Linked DNA regions of Homo sapiens: all the other regions are linked to region 1. The links are chromatin contacts, found by Hi-C or POLR2A ChIA-PET in ENCODE. All regions are on one chromosome and are shown on one strand. Each heading gives the region's core, a stretch centred on a gene start or an enhancer-like site at or near the end of the contact. The rest is flanking DNA. Distances are from core to core; before and after follow the strand shown. Region 1 has its middle 60 kb from the start of RALY. Region 2 holds the start of E2F1 (E2F transcription factor 1). Region 3 holds the start of ZNF341 (zinc finger protein 341). Region 4 overlaps ZNF341-AS1 (ZNF341 antisense RNA 1). Region 5 overlaps RALY (RALY heterogeneous nuclear ribonucleoprotein).

Evidence for each region. Hi-C counts contacts between places; a loop is a spot of excess contacts on that map. ChIA-PET counts read pairs that join two places held with the same protein, here RNA polymerase II (POLR2A). Pooled maps may share reads with other maps.
Region 2: a loop to region 1 is called in a pooled map, with 2.3 times the contacts of the local background. The contact joins the promoter of E2F1 here to the enhancer-like site in region 1. A Hi-C loop is called at or near these places in 1 of 50 pooled maps. POLR2A ChIA-PET finds 5 or more read pairs at or near these places in 3 of 52 experiments (A673, OCI-LY7 and activated T-cell).
Region 3: a loop to region 1 is called in a pooled map, with 3 times the contacts of the local background. The contact joins the promoter of ZNF341 here to the enhancer-like site in region 1. A Hi-C loop is called at or near these places in 2 of 50 pooled maps. POLR2A ChIA-PET finds 5 or more read pairs at or near these places in 2 of 52 experiments (MCF 10A and RWPE1).
Region 4: a pooled map shows a loop between it and region 1 (5-fold over the local background). The contact joins two enhancer-like sites. A Hi-C loop is called at or near these places in 1 of 168 maps with a recorded cell type or tissue (K562) and 5 of 50 pooled maps. POLR2A ChIA-PET finds 5 or more read pairs at or near these places in 4 of 52 experiments (Caco-2, GM12878, activated naive CD8-positive, alpha-beta T cell and 1 more).
Region 5: a pooled map shows a loop between it and region 1 (8-fold over the local background). The contact joins two enhancer-like sites. A Hi-C loop is called at or near these places in 35 of 168 maps with a recorded cell type or tissue (A673, CD4-positive, alpha-beta T cell, CD8-positive, alpha-beta T cell and 26 more), 10 of 37 single-sample maps with no recorded cell type and 19 of 50 pooled maps. POLR2A ChIA-PET finds 5 or more read pairs at or near these places in 5 of 52 experiments (AG04450, CD8-positive, alpha-beta memory T cell, activated CD4-positive, alpha-beta T cell and 2 more).

Annotation. Positions count from the first base shown.
Region 1 is chr20:33,932,254-33,934,979 of GRCh38, reverse strand. No RefSeq gene overlaps it. Among named protein-coding and RNA genes, the nearest start is that of RALY, 60 kb to the left of the region's middle. RefSeq lists an enhancer at 1,282-1,782. Within about 2 kb of position 1,364, at least 7 of the 41 ENCODE cell types and tissues checked have a DNase peak (open chromatin) inside an H3K27ac peak, as active enhancers do; they include ascending aorta, dorsolateral prefrontal cortex, thyroid gland and 1 more, where a contact is called at or near this core.
Region 2 is chr20:33,684,971-33,687,696 of GRCh38, reverse strand. It overlaps E2F1 (E2F transcription factor 1), which reads left to right and starts at 1,312. Exons shown (of 7, transcript NM_005225.3): 1 at 1,312-1,693. The coding sequence starts at 1,433. RefSeq lists silencers at 973-1,472, 1,583-1,942.
Region 3 is chr20:33,730,605-33,733,330 of GRCh38, reverse strand. ZNF341 (zinc finger protein 341) reads right to left here and starts at 1,335. Exons shown (of 15, transcript NM_001282933.2): 1 at 1,279-1,335. The coding sequence starts at 1,309. LOC124904890 (a long non-coding RNA gene) reads left to right here and starts at 1,348. Exons shown (of 2, transcript XR_007067569.1): 1 at 1,348-1,685. RefSeq lists a silencer at 815-1,524 and enhancers at 1,635-1,694, 1,705-1,764.
Region 4 is chr20:33,792,262-33,794,987 of GRCh38, reverse strand. The region is part of intron 3 of ZNF341-AS1 (ZNF341 antisense RNA 1); the gene reads left to right. It overlaps ZNF341 (zinc finger protein 341), which reads right to left. Exons shown (of 15, transcript NM_001282933.2): 15 at 2,719-2,726. Among named protein-coding and RNA genes, the nearest start is that of ZNF341-AS1, 17 kb to the left of the region's middle. RefSeq lists an enhancer at 2,551-2,726. Within about 2 kb of position 1,419, at least 14 of the 41 ENCODE cell types and tissues checked have a DNase peak (open chromatin) inside an H3K27ac peak, as active enhancers do.
Region 5 is chr20:34,081,897-34,084,622 of GRCh38, reverse strand. RALY (RALY heterogeneous nuclear ribonucleoprotein) reads right to left here. Exons shown (of 10, transcript NM_016732.3): 10 at 1-2,726. Among named protein-coding and RNA genes, the nearest start is that of EIF2S2, 29 kb to the left of the region's middle. Within about 2 kb of position 1,327, at least 20 of the 41 ENCODE cell types and tissues checked have a DNase peak (open chromatin) inside an H3K27ac peak, as active enhancers do; they include ascending aorta, dorsolateral prefrontal cortex, thyroid gland and 1 more, where a contact is called at or near this core.

The DNA of each region.
Region 1 (2,726 bases), core at 115-2,614:
GATCCTGAAGTTGGCCAAGTATAGTTTGCAGCATCCAAAATGGCAGGGGGGTGCCAGACTGGTCCTAGCTGGGCTGGAGTCTCAGTTACCTATTGCTATTTAATACGCTACTCCACTCCAAATCTCAGTGGCTTAAAATGATGATGTTTATTGTATTAGTCACGGTTCTCTAGAGGGTCAGAACAAATAGGATATATATATGTATATATATATATATATAAAGGAGAGTTTATTAAGTATTAACTCACATAATCACAAGGTCCCACGATAGGCCGTCTGTAAGCTGAGGAGCAGAGAGCCAGTCTGAGTCCCAAAACTGAAGAACTTGGATGCTCAAGGGCAGGAAGCATCCAGCAGAGGAGAAAGATGTAGGCTGGGACGCTAGGCCCATCTCACCTTTTCACTTTTTTCTGCCTGCTTTATATTCTAGCCATGCTGGCAGCTGATTAGATGCTATCCACCCAGATTGAGGGTGGGTCTGCCTTTTCCAGCCCACTGACTCAAATGTTAATCTCCTTTGGTAACACCCTCACAGGCACACCCAGGATCAATACTTTGTATCCTTCAATCCAATCAAGTTGACACTCAGTATTAACCATTACAGTCCACCCTCCCTCCCTCCCTTCCTTCCTTCCTTCCTTTCTTTTTGGGACAGAGTTTCACTCTTGTTGCCCAGGCTGGAGGGCAATGGCTCAATCTCAGCTCACCGCAACCTCCGCCTCCCAGGTTCAAGCAATTCTCCTGCTTCAGGCTCCCAAGTAGCTGGGAGGCATGCGCCACCACACCTGGCTAATTTTGTATTTTTAGTAGAGACTGGGTTTCTCGGTGTTGGTCTGGCTGGTCTCAACCTCTCGACCTCAGGTTATCCACCTGAGCCTCCCAAAGTGCTGGGATTACAGGTGTGAGCCACCGGGCCTGGCCTTCATTACAGTTATTTCTTATGGTTCTAAGGGATGTCCAGACGCAGACGGGAAGTTCTGCTCCACAAGGTATTTTTGGGGATCACTCCCACATTCAGCTGGAGCTGGAACATTCAAGACACACATAGAAAGGTTCTGGCCCCTTCCCTATCCAGGGGCTCATCCCTGAACCTCAGCCTTAAATGGCTCCTCCCATTGCCCTGCCTCTGTGTTCCTTCCTCTATCCTGTCTTTGTGGCAGCCTTGGTTGTCAAGGAGTAGTTGGACCGGCTGGGCCCTGGCTGGGCCTGTCTCCAGAAGGTTAGTTGGATTTCTTTCTCAGTGGCTCAGGGCTCCAAGAGAACAGAAGCTGCTAGGCCTCTTACAAGCCAGGCATGGAACCGGCACAAGTGAAAGCAGGTCACAAGGCCAGCCCAAATTCTAGGGAGGAGAAATAGTGCCACCTCTTGACAGGAGCCTGCGTGTCCAGGGACAGGAGGCGTTGTTGGCGGCCATCTTTGGAGGCATCTCCCTCAGCTGGGAAAGGAAGCCTGAACCCTTGTTTTCCAGGTGCCAGCCTTTATCATCACCTTTATCTAGGTCTTAGGTGGGGTATTGGTAGGAGGAGGACAGGTGGTTGGTAATCCTGTGGGAGTGGCTCAGCATTTGTAGGGAAAAATCCAGAGTTGTTAAGAATTGCCTAGGCCAATTGCAGTGGCTAACAACTGTAATCCTAGCACTTTGGGAGGCCGAGGTGGGCGGATCACTTGAAGTCAGGAGTTTGAGACAAGCCTGGCCAACACGGTGAAACCCCATCTCTACTATAAATACAAAAAAAAAAAAAAAAAAAAAATTAGCTGGGCGTGGTGGTGGGTGCCTGTAATCCCAGCTACTCGATTCTCTAGCTGATGCAGGAGAATCACTTGAACCCGGGAGGTGGAGGTTGCAGTGAGCCGAGGTTGCAGTGAGCCAAGGTTGCACCACTGCACTCCAGCCTGGGCTACAGAATGAGACTCCAATCTCAAAAAAAAACAAAAAAGAATTGCCAAGGCCATCAAAAAGAGGAGGTAGATGAAGGGAACATAGAGGCAGGACAACGGTAGGAGGGGTCAAGGCTGGGGTTCAGGGCTAAACCTCTGGCTGGAGCAGGGGCCAGAATCCTCCTGCCTGTGTCGAAGATGGCCATCATGTCAGGCTGAACAACCATAACCTGATTTCAGCAAGAAGAGGTGAGAAGAAGCATCCAGAAGTTGCCCACCACTCTAATATGTCAAAGAGACCACAGGTCTCACCCCTCCCCACCCACCTGGGCTGGCACTGAACCCCTCACCTACTGGAATCATTTCTAAGCCCACCCCATCCCCATGCCCAGTTACGGACCAGACAGTTTCCTTGGTTTTTTTTTTTTTTTTTGAGACAGAGTTTTGCTCTTGTTGTCCAGGCTTGGGTGCAATGGCAGGATCTCGGCTCACCATAACCTCTGCCTCCCGAGTTCAAGCGATTCTCCTGCCTCAGCCTCCCAAAGTAGCTGGGATTATAGGCATGCACCACCACACCCAGCTGATTTTGAATTTTTAGTAGAGATGGGGTTTCTCCATGTTGGTCAGGCTGGTGTTAAACTCCCAACCTCAGGTAATCCACCCGCCTCGGCCTCCCAAAGTGCTAGGACTATAGGCGTGAGCCACCGCGCCCAGCCCAGTTTCCTTGTATTTCAATTGCCCCCAGTAATAGACTAAGAATATCTGTCCAGTCTCTCCTCCTAATAAATATTTGAACAGCGGTTTGTTAATTTTTCTTACCCTTCATGATGGAGATTAATTGCTATTTT
Region 2 (2,726 bases), core at 63-2,562, 250 kb after region 1:
AGTCTAGGCAGCCTCTGGCTTAGCCTCTGTTTCTTTCATAACCTTTCTCAGCGCCTGCTCTGGGCCAGACCAGTGTTGGGAGGAGTCGCTACTGAGCTCCTAGATTGGCAGGGGAGGCAGATGGAGAAAAGGAGTGTGTGTGGTCAGCATTGGAGCAGAGGCAGCAGTGGGCAATAGAGGAAGTGAGTAAATCCTTGGGAGGGCTCCCTAGAAGTGATGTGTTTTCTTTTTTTGTTTTAGAGACAGGATCTCGCTCTGTCGCCCAGGCTGGTGTGCAGTGGCATGATCATAGCTCACTGCAGCCTCGACTTCTCGGGCTCAAGCAATCCTCCCACCTCAGCCTCCCAAGTAGCTGGGACTACGGGCACACGCCACCATGCCTGGCTAATTTTTGTATTTTTTGTAGAGATGGGTCTTCACCATGTTGATCAGGCTGGTCTCGAACTCCTGGGCTCATGCGATCCACCCCGCCAGCTGATTACAGGGATTCCGGTGGTGAGCCACCGCGCCCAGACGCCACTTCATCGTATTGTAAACGTCTGTTACCTTTCTGTTCCCCTGTCTACTGGACTGTGAGCTCCTTAGGGCCACGAATTGAGGATGGGGCACAGAGCAAGCTCTCCAAACGTTTGTTGAATGAGTGAGGGAATGAATGAGTTCAAGCAGATGCTATACGTTGGCTGTTGGAGATTTTGGCTAAAATGGGACTTGCAGGAAAGCCCGACGTCCCCCTCGCCATTTCCAGGCACCGCTCTTCAGCTTGGGCTCTGGGTGAGCGGGATAGGGCTGGGTGCAGGATTAGGATAATGTCATGGGTGAGGCAAGTTGAGGATGGAAGAGGTGGCTGATGGCTGGGCTGTGGAACTGATGATCCTGAAAAGAAGAGGGGACAGTCTCTGGAAATCTAAGCTGAGGCTGTTGGGGGCTACAGGTTGAGGGTCACGTGCAGAAGAGAGGCTCTGTTCTGAACCTGCACTATAGAAAGGTCAGTGGGATGCGGGAGCGTCGGGGCGGGGCGGGGCCTATGTTCCGGTGTCCCCACGCCTCCAGCAGGGGACGCCCGGGCTGGGGGCGGGGAGTCACACCGCGCCTGGTACCATCCGGACAAAGCCTGCGCGCGCCCCGCCCCGCCATTGGCCGTACCGCCCCGCGCCGCCGCCCCATCCCGCCCCTCGCCGCCGGGTCCGGCGCGTTAAAGCCAATAGGAACCGCCGCCGTTGTTCCCGTCACGGCCGGGGCAGCCAATTGTGGCGGCGCTCGGCGGCTCGTGGCTCTTTCGCGGCAAAAAGGATTTGGCGCGTAAAAGTGGCCGGGACTTTGCAGGCAGCGGCGGCCGGGGGCGGAGCGGGATCGAGCCCTCGCCGAGGCCTGCCGCCATGGGCCCGCGCCGCCGCCGCCGCCTGTCACCCGGGCCGCGCGGGCCGTGAGCGTCATGGCCTTGGCCGGGGCCCCTGCGGGCGGCCCATGCGCGCCGGCGCTGGAGGCCCTGCTCGGGGCCGGCGCGCTGCGGCTGCTCGACTCCTCGCAGATCGTCATCATCTCCGCCGCGCAGGACGCCAGCGCCCCGCCGGCTCCCACCGGCCCCGCGGCGCCCGCCGCCGGCCCCTGCGACCCTGACCTGCTGCTCTTCGCCACACCGCAGGCGCCCCGGCCCACACCCAGTGCGCCGCGGCCCGCGCTCGGCCGCCCGCCGGTACGGACCCCAGGGACGCCGCGCCGACAGCGCCGCCTGTGCCCCCCGCGCAGACCCGGGAGGGCGCCGTGTTTGGCCTGGAGGCGGCAGGGGGCGGGGGAGGGGTTGACTGAGGCGCCCAGGCTGGGCGGTGCAGAGCCGGGGTTGGGCCTCCGGGCCCCGCCCTGGGGTGCGGGGTGACCTCGGGCCGGTCCCTGTTTGCTGCTCTGTGCTCTGCGCCTCAGCTTCCTCACCGGAGCCTCCCCAGCGTCGGACTCAGTGATAATAATAGCCCACGTGTATTCAACTGGCGTTTACTGCATGCCAGGCCTTTGGGCGACTTCAAGCCAGCTAAAACTCACAACCCCGCTGTGAGCTGTGTTGTCACTGTGCCCATCTGACGGAGGAGGAACTGAGGCCCAGAGAGGGAAAGTGACTTGCCCCTGGTCACACGGCTGCAGGTGGTGGGGCTGGGATTTGAACTGAGGCCTGCTGGCTTCAGCTCAGAATTTGCATCTCGGTAGTGAGCACAGCTGCTAGGGGAAGTGAAGGCGGGGCGGAGGAAAGTCCTGGGGCCTAACCGTTGGTGAGCCATTGAGGAGACCCTCCTTCCTGCCTCGATGCTGACTGCCAGGTGCAGGCCTGGCCGGCCAGGCCTCTGGGGACAGCCCTCCTGGCTGGGAGGCCTTCTCTGCAGGGGCGGGGCAGCTGGACCAGCTGCTGATCCCCTCCCTCTGCCTGTCCTTCCATCTGCCACCCTCCACCCTCCCAGGCCCTGGTTGCCATGGAACCTCATTAATCAGGCAGGCCGACCCCTGAGTCTCTGTAGAAGGACTAGGTGGGCTGGGCCTCTGGGAGCTGGAGAGGAGGCCCCCAGTGCCAGGAGAGAAAATGTCTCAGGGAGATCCTTTAATAAAGCCCTCCCTGATCGCTGAGCTCAAGACGAATTCAGACTGGAGGGCCCAGAAGAGGCGGCTGAATTCCAGTGGGAGAAGGGATTGGAGGCGTAGAAGCCTGGAGCTGGGAACTGTGGGGCACAGGGCAGGGTGTGGAG
Region 3 (2,726 bases), core at 86-2,585, 200 kb after region 1:
GAAGAATGGCGTGAACCCCGGGAAGCGGAGGTTGCAGTGAGCCGAGATCGCTCCACTGCACTCCAGCCTGGGCAACAGAGCAAGACTCTGTCTCAAAAAAAAAAAAAAAAAAGGAAATTAGCCGGGTGTGGTGGTGCACGCCTATAGTCCCAGCTACTCAGGAGGCGGAGGCACGAGAATCGCTCAAACCTGGGAGGGGGAGGTTGCAGTGAGCCGAGATCGCGCCACTGCACTCCAGCCTGGGCGACAGAGTGAGACTCCGTCTCAAAAAATTAAAAAGTGCAGGGAGTGGCTGAGATCTCCTAGGAAGCTGCAGGACTCAAAGCTTCAGCTTCATCCCGCCAGTCCAGTACTTCGAGTTTGCACCCTATCTGTATACTCATCTCATCCCACTCCTCCAAGACCATTCTTGGTCTGTATTTCCCACAATATCTATTCTGCGCCATGGCCCCGAGTCGCTAAGGCTGCCCTTCCTCCCCGACGCCCAGCAGATGCACACATGGAGGTGCTCAGTGTTTGCTGTCTCCAAAGCCCACAGTTTTGAGCCTGAGCACCAACCCCATCCCAGGTTCTTGCAGAGCACGGAACAGTCTGTCGGCACCCAGCGTTTGCTGGCCTGGGTCTGGGAACACCGCGTCCCGGCCGGGCACACCGCGCCAGCACCCACGGTGTCAGTTTAATTTGTAAAACTGCACCGGCCACGGTGCGCACTGCAGGCGCCAGGTGTTTGCTGGCTTGGGTCCCTAAGCTCTGAGTCCAGGCTGTGCACACAGGTGGCGCCTCTGCTGCTGTGGTCTGATTTTGAGACTACGTCCTAGCACGAGGCATACAGTCCGCTCCGCAGAAGTTCTTCGTGGTCAGGCCGCCGAGGCCCTCCTGCCCGCAGCTGCGACCGCACCCCCGTCCCGGGCCCCGCGCGCCGCCAAGCCGCCTCCCTGGCCGCGGCTGTTCCAGACCGCCCCGCCGTCGCCTCCCGCGCAGTTCCCTGCAGGGAGCCCCTCCCGCGCCCGCCCAAGGCCGCCCAGGCTGGCGCTGTTCCGGACCCGAGCCCCCTCCCCGCCGGCCTGGCTCTCCCCGGCTGTTCCGGCCCCGGAGCTCCCCCGCCGGGCCTCGGCTCCCGCGCTGTTCCCGCCCGCGCCCCTCCCGCCCCGCGGCTGTTCCAGCCCCGGCGCCCTCCGCCCCGCGGCCGCTGCGCGCCCTAGGCCGGGCGCTGCGAGGGCGCGGCGGGAGGGGGCGCAGCGCGGAACAGCCGCCTCCGCCGGCCCCGCCGCCGCTCACCCTCCAGGGCCTCAAAGATCGCCTGCGCCATCTTGGAGCCGCCGCCGTCGCCGCCACAGGAACCGAAGCCCGGCTACGCGAGCATTGTGGGAGCCGTGGCGGTTGAGTCGGGGCCGCCAGGGGGCGCCCAGGAGCCGCCGCCGAGCCCCCAGCCCTGGAAACCCAACCTAGGCTCGCGGGACCCCAGCATCTCTGGGCTGCCCTGGCTCCACTCGATAACCCAGTCACCGGGCCACCGAGTGTGGACCCCGCCTCACTTGAACGACCAAGTCTACACCGACCTTATATCCGCCGCACACGCGGAACTTCCCATCCCTATTATCTAAATCCGCATCCCCATCTCACCGGACCCGACCCCCCAGCTCTGACACAGAATCCCCCATTCCCACAGCACGTGAGTCCTCCAGGTCTGCTGCACGGACCCCATTTCCGCTGAGCACAGTATACCCCGACTCTGCAACAAACCATGACCCCTATCCCATCTCACCCAGACCACCCAACTGTCACAGGGATCTCCAGGCTGTACAACATAGATTCCCATCCCTCATCCCCTATTAGAGACTTCCCGCCCCTACTACCCTGCTCAACTCTGCCTGTTGGGAGCCCGCCTCAGCCTCCAGAGTAGCGGGGACTACCGGCACACGCCACCATGTCCTACTAATTTTTATTTTTATTTTTTTGTAGAGATCAGGGTCTCACTATTTTGTCCAGGCTGGTGTCAACTTCTGGCCTCCAGCGATCCTCACGTCTCGGCCTCCCAAAGCACTGGGATTACAGGCGTGGGTCTCCGTGCTGGGGATCCCATTATCTCTTAAGTAACTCCATCTCTTCACCCTCCATCCCTGCTTGTTGGGACCCCATTTCTGTCACATAAACCCCCAACACCCACCCCAGCCACTCCTAGCCCAGCCTCCGAGGGGTCCTATCCAGGTCTCACAGAATGAGAGGTGCTCCTCACTGGGACTTCCCCTACACACACAGACCCCTCTCATCTTCATTCATCCTCCATCAACTGCTTATTAACGGCCTGCTATGCACCAAGTCCCGTAATAGCTCTAGAGACATGGTGGTCCTTTCCCATGGAGTTAGAGGTGGGAAGAAAGACCGACATTAGGCCAGGCGCGGCGGCTCATGCCTGTAATCCCAGCACTTTGGGAGGCCGAGGCAGGCGGATCACGAGGTCAGGAGTTCGAGACCATCCTGGCCAACCTAGTGAAACCCCGTCTCTACTAAAAATATAAAAATTATCTGGGCATGGTGGCACGTGCCTGTAATCCCAGTTACTTGGGAGGCTGAGGCAGGAGAATTGCTTGAACCAGGGAGTCAGAGGTTGCAGTGAGCCGAGATCGTGCCACAGACTCCAGCCTAGCGACAGAGCAAGACTCTGTCTCAAAAAAAAAAAAAAAGACCGACATTAAATCTTAAAGGTTATTTAATTACAATGTGTA
Region 4 (2,726 bases), core at 170-2,669, 140 kb after region 1:
CCCTTTTTATGCTCCACTCTGTCCAGCATCTTGGAGTTCGGTGGCAGACCCTGGGGTCCTGGAGCAGCTATCTCCAACTTTCTTTTTTATTATTTATTTATTTATTTATTTATTTATTTATTTATTTAATGAGACAGAGTCTTGCTCTCCCCCAAGCTGGAGAGCAGTGGCATGATCTCGGCTCACTGCAACCTCCGCCTCCCAGGTTCAAGCGATTCTCCTGCCTCAGCCTCCCAAGTAGCTGGGACCAGCTCCAGGGCCACCACATCTGGCTAATTTTTTGTATTTTTAGTAGAGACAGGGTTTCACCATGTTAGCCAGGATGGTCTTGATATCCTGTCCTCGTGATCTGCCTGCCTCGGCCTCTCAAAGTGCTGGGATTTGTCACCAACTTTCTGTTAAACATTATAGCTGATCTTGGTATGTCCTTATCTGTGGCTTGGCTCTGCTACTTCCCTCCTGTGTGACTTTGGGCTGCTTAACCTTAATGTGCCTGTTGCCTCATCTCAGCTGCAAAATGGGCTTAAAAGTAGTGCCTACATTGAGGTGCTGGGGATGGTGCCAGGCATTCATTCGATAACTAATAAATGTTAGTTCTCGTGATTACCAGTAGACGTGTATGCCTGTGTGCACTGACAGGAAGAAGCTATAGAAAAACCACTTAAATAGTTATATTAGGAAGAAGATGTCATTTTTTTTTCTTTTTTTGAGATGGAGTTTCACTCTTGTCACCCAGATTGGAGTGCAATGTCACGGGATCTCAGCTCACTGCAAACTCTGCCTCCCGGGTTCAAGCGATTCTCCTGCCTCAGCCTCCCAAGTAGCTGAGATTACTGGCATGTGCCACCACGCCCAGCTAATTTTTTTGTATTATTAGTAGAGATGGGGTTTCACCATGTTGGCCAGGATAGTCTCAAACTCCTGACATCGGGTGATCCACCCGCCTCGGCCTCCCAAAGTGCTGGGATTATAGGAGTGAGCCACCACACCCGGCTGAAGATGTCGTTCTTCACATTTCTTTCAATGCCATTGTTACAACTTTTAAAAATGTTCACTGTCTCCCATGACTCCCCTTCATTATGTGGAGAATAAAGTCCAGATTCCTTAACCCACATCTAAGGCCCTCTCTGATTCATCAACCCACACTTCAATCGTGGAAAGTGGCTAAGAACCCATGGAGGCAGGCTGCCGTGGCTTGAGTCCCAGCTCTGCAGCTTTCCTGGCTGTGTGAGCTTGGGTAAGGAAGTTTACCCCTCTGGGCCTGGGTTTTCTCAGCTGTAAAATACAGAAAGTAACAGCACTCACATGACAGGCTGAGGCGACGTGACTGTAAATAGCCTGGCACAGTGTCCCTCGTGTGGAGAAGGTGAAGCAACAGCCATGATCATTATCCACCTACTCCTCTGAGACCTCTGGTCACCCTGGAACATCCGCCGGCCCCAGAACATAGCAGGCCTGGCACTGTCCCACCCCAAGGTGTTTGCACGCGCCCTGCTCTCACCCAGCACACCTTCCCCTATCCATCCACCCATCAAAGCACCCCGGGCCAAGGCCCAGCTCCAGGGGCATCCCCTCTGACTTCCTGTCCCCACCAGTCCCCCTCGGGCCTTTGTGCAGGCCGGTACACTTACACACCTCACCCCCATCAACTCTGTCCCTCCTGCCGCGTCACACCCTTCCTGAGGATGTGGGAAGCTGGGCCTGGCTCTGAGTTCCAGCCCTGAGATCCAACACAGATGCCTGAGGGACCTGCCAGCCTTCAAAACAATTCAGTCATCAAATGGAGTCCAACAGCCCAGAAGGGTGGCTGTGAAGATAAACAGGAAAACACTAGTCAAGGCCCTTTTCTCCTTCCCGCCTCCTCATGAGCCCGGTCCACCTCCCACCGGGACCAGCTGAGAGGTAGGAGGAAGCACTGGACGCGGTGACATTGATGGCCTCCAGATGCCGACACGAGAGGGATTTCTGATCTTGTTTACAACGGATTTGGAGGTGGCTAACTATCCTGAATTCCCACAAGTGAGTACAAACCCCGACCCCCATGGGGTGTTGTCCTGGACTGTTTTCTGTGGATGGGTGTTCCCAATTTCCTTTCTTTTTTTTCGTTTCTTTTCTTTTTTTTTAAATCTTTGAGACAGGGTCTTGCTCAGTTGCCCAGGCTGGAATGCAGTGGCACAATCTCAGCTCACTGCAGCCTCAACCTCCTGGGCTCAAGTGATCCTCCCACATTAGCCTCCAGCATATCTGGGACTGCAGGCACCCACCACCATGCCCAGCTAATTTTTTTTTTTTTTTTTTGAGACAGGGTCTCACTCTGTCTCCCACACTGGAGTGCAGTGGCACGATCTCAGCTCACTGCAACCTCTGTCTCCTGGGTTCAAGTGATTCTCCCGCCTCAGCCTCCCAAGTAGCTGGGAATACAGGTGTGCACCACCACACCCGGTTAATTTTTGTATTTTTACTAGAGACGAGGTTTTGCCATGTTGGCCAGACTGGTCTCAAACTCCTGATCTCAGGTGATCAGCCCACCTTGGCCTCCCAAAGTGCTGGGATTACAGGCATGAGCTGCCGTGCCCAGCCTTGCTTCCCTTATCATCTCTCCAGGGCTCCCTGTGTGAGGGGCCTGGGACCCCTCAGCCACCACAAGCTTCAGAGGGGGAGTGCTGCCACCTAGGGGCAAAGAAGGAAACTGCCACAGCTTGGCCCAGGCCACCCGGACACGTTAT
Region 5 (2,726 bases), core at 78-2,577, 150 kb before region 1:
CTTCAGTCTGGGACTGGGAGACTGGCAGAGCACCACCACCATCATATGCTATTGATCGGTCACAGAGTTTAGATAAAGGCGAGGATAGGATAGAGATGCCACCTTTACTTGGGGCCATGCTTTTAAACCTCATCTACAAAATCTATAGAATAGACATAACCACACAGTGGATGCCTGTTTTTGTTAGCCAAGCCTTGCTCTCCTTTTGGGGATTCTCCCCTCTGTCCCTCTATTCTCACAGGCCCTATGGCCATGCTCTACCACTTCTTGGAACCTGCCCGAAAACCAGATTTTTTCCCCTTGAGTTGGGGTCTCGCTTTGTCACCCAGGCTGGAGTGCAGCGGCAGGATCATGGCTCACCGCAGCATTAACCTCCTAGGTGCAAATGATCTCCCACTGTAGTCCCCCAAGTAGCGGGGACTACAGGCACGTGTCACCATGCCTGGCTAACCGGATTCTCGATGGCAGCTTTTGAACCCAAGTCCCCATGTCTGAAGATCCCTGGACTTTACAATTTGTGAGCCAATAAACTTCCTCCCACTAAGCAGGACTGAATTCAGTTTCTGTAACTTGTAACCAGAAGTCCTTACTACACCTACTGAGGGTGGTTGTGGAGATTAAGTAAATGTAAAATGTGCTTTTTAACAGCAGGTGTTCAGGAAATGGTTTACTGTTATGGAGGAAGTTTATTATGAAGAATCTGGCTACTGGTGGAGGGATTTTGATTTGCCTAAAACCTCAATCAATCAATGATCTGGTTGGGATGAAAACCAAGGATGCCTGGCTCAGAATCTTTTGCTCTGCTTTGCCTTCTCTATTTCTGTGGTCTTGTCAGACAGGCCTACTGCATATAACATCCTATGGGGCAGGTTATGACCTTACGGGTCAACCTGGCCAGGGATGGCAAATACCTGACGCTCACGTGCCCACACTTGAATTCCATGCTCATAAGAGAAACTGCCAAACTATCATGTCAGTATTTCCAAACAGTCTGAAAATTGCTGCAGATCCTCAAAAGGCACTCCAGGCAGCTGCTACTAAAAGTTCTGAGTTGGCAAGTGAAATGAGTCCTGAGGTAGATTTTTTAAATATGGCCATATTTTGAAGCTCCTCCTGTTAAGAAGAATTTGGGCTTAGCCATGTGACTTACTTTGGCCAAAAGATACGTCATAGCAATATCCTCAAGAGCACTCGCATACTGGGCTTGTCTTCTCTTGCGGTTTTTGGAACTCAGCCATGATGTCTAGAATCCTGGGTCAGCCTGCTAGATGCTGGAACGTGTGGCCCAGTTGCCCAGCCAACCACCTGACAGGCGGGCGAGGCCATCTGAGACCAGCCAGTCCCCAGCTGATCTGCCAGCTCACTTCAGCCACACGAGGGCCCAGATGAGATAAGAACCACCACACTGAACACAGCCCAAACTGCCAAGCCACTCACTCAGGAGCTAATAAATGTTTATTAAGGCTACTAAATTTGGGGGTGGTTTGTTATACAACAGTCAGTAACTGAACAAAGGCCCATTTACTATCCCTGATCCAGATCAACCTCTCATTTTACAGCTGAGGAAACTGAGACCTGGTAAGGAAAAAGACTTGCCCAGGGTCATCAACCTGGCTGGCAGCAACAGGGGGAAAGTCCCAGGCCTCTTAGCTCACAATCCAGTATACCCACTGGCTGCTCTATTCTTTCAAGATGGCTGTGAGGATCACAAATGAGGCTTTCAATCTGAAAACATCTAAAGACTGATCCTTTAGGCAGAATCCGGTACCACATTTATCACCATCTCCTTCTGGAGTTTTCAGATGTTAGAAAAATGACAACTGTTGCGCAGCGGAATGGATGTTTTTGCTGCCCCGACTCAGAGGAAGGGCATGTGTATGCACTGTTAGAAGCCAACCTCCCACCCAAGGGCCTGGCTGTGTGCTTTCCCAGGGGCTGGAGCATCCAGGGGCTTTTCTGGAGTTCCAGGATGGGACTCTCGTTCTCCCTGTCCAGCATATGACCCGGTGCCAGCATGACCAGGCAAAGCCTTATGGGCCAAGGTGAGTAGAGCTGATGCCTGCTACCCTTGAAGGTATCTTCCCTGCTTTTCTCACGGTTCTCCAAGCCTGGCATACTAAGGAAGCCTATGGTCACAAGCCCATGATCAACCTGACCCTCAAGCTCTGAAACGTTGAGTTCCTCAGTAAAGCATGCTTGGGTAGGACCTGCAGCAGGCATATAGCACTAGGCTCTGGGGGCAGTGCCTAGTGCTATTGTGCCCTCAGTGTGAGGTTCATTCAGCTCTAAATCCCATTCTTTGGACTTTGCCCAAGTTCCAATCCAGGCTAGCAGCTGTCCCCCATGTTTCACAGATGGGGACACCAAGAGCTAAGGGCAGTAATGACTTGCCAGGGTATTGAAATGGGTCTGTTATAGCTGGCTCTCGCCTTCTGGGCAAGGAAAGATGTGGGTACATGGATGGGTGAAGTATGTTCCACTGAGAGCTCTTCAGGGAGATGAGGCACTCCTTGCAGACCTAGCCCCTTCCTCTGTACACCCTCTTCAGCTCTCCAAATAGAAGCCTTTTGATTTGACTAAGCTGGGCCAAGGCCCAGCCCAATTCCAAGGGGCCTGTTTCTCACCCCATGCCTGCATCTCATGGCCTCAGGGCCTCAGCCTCCACCATGGGCTCTTGACAAATCTCTACTCTCTCCCTGCTGCCCAGGGTCCATGGCAAGCAAATA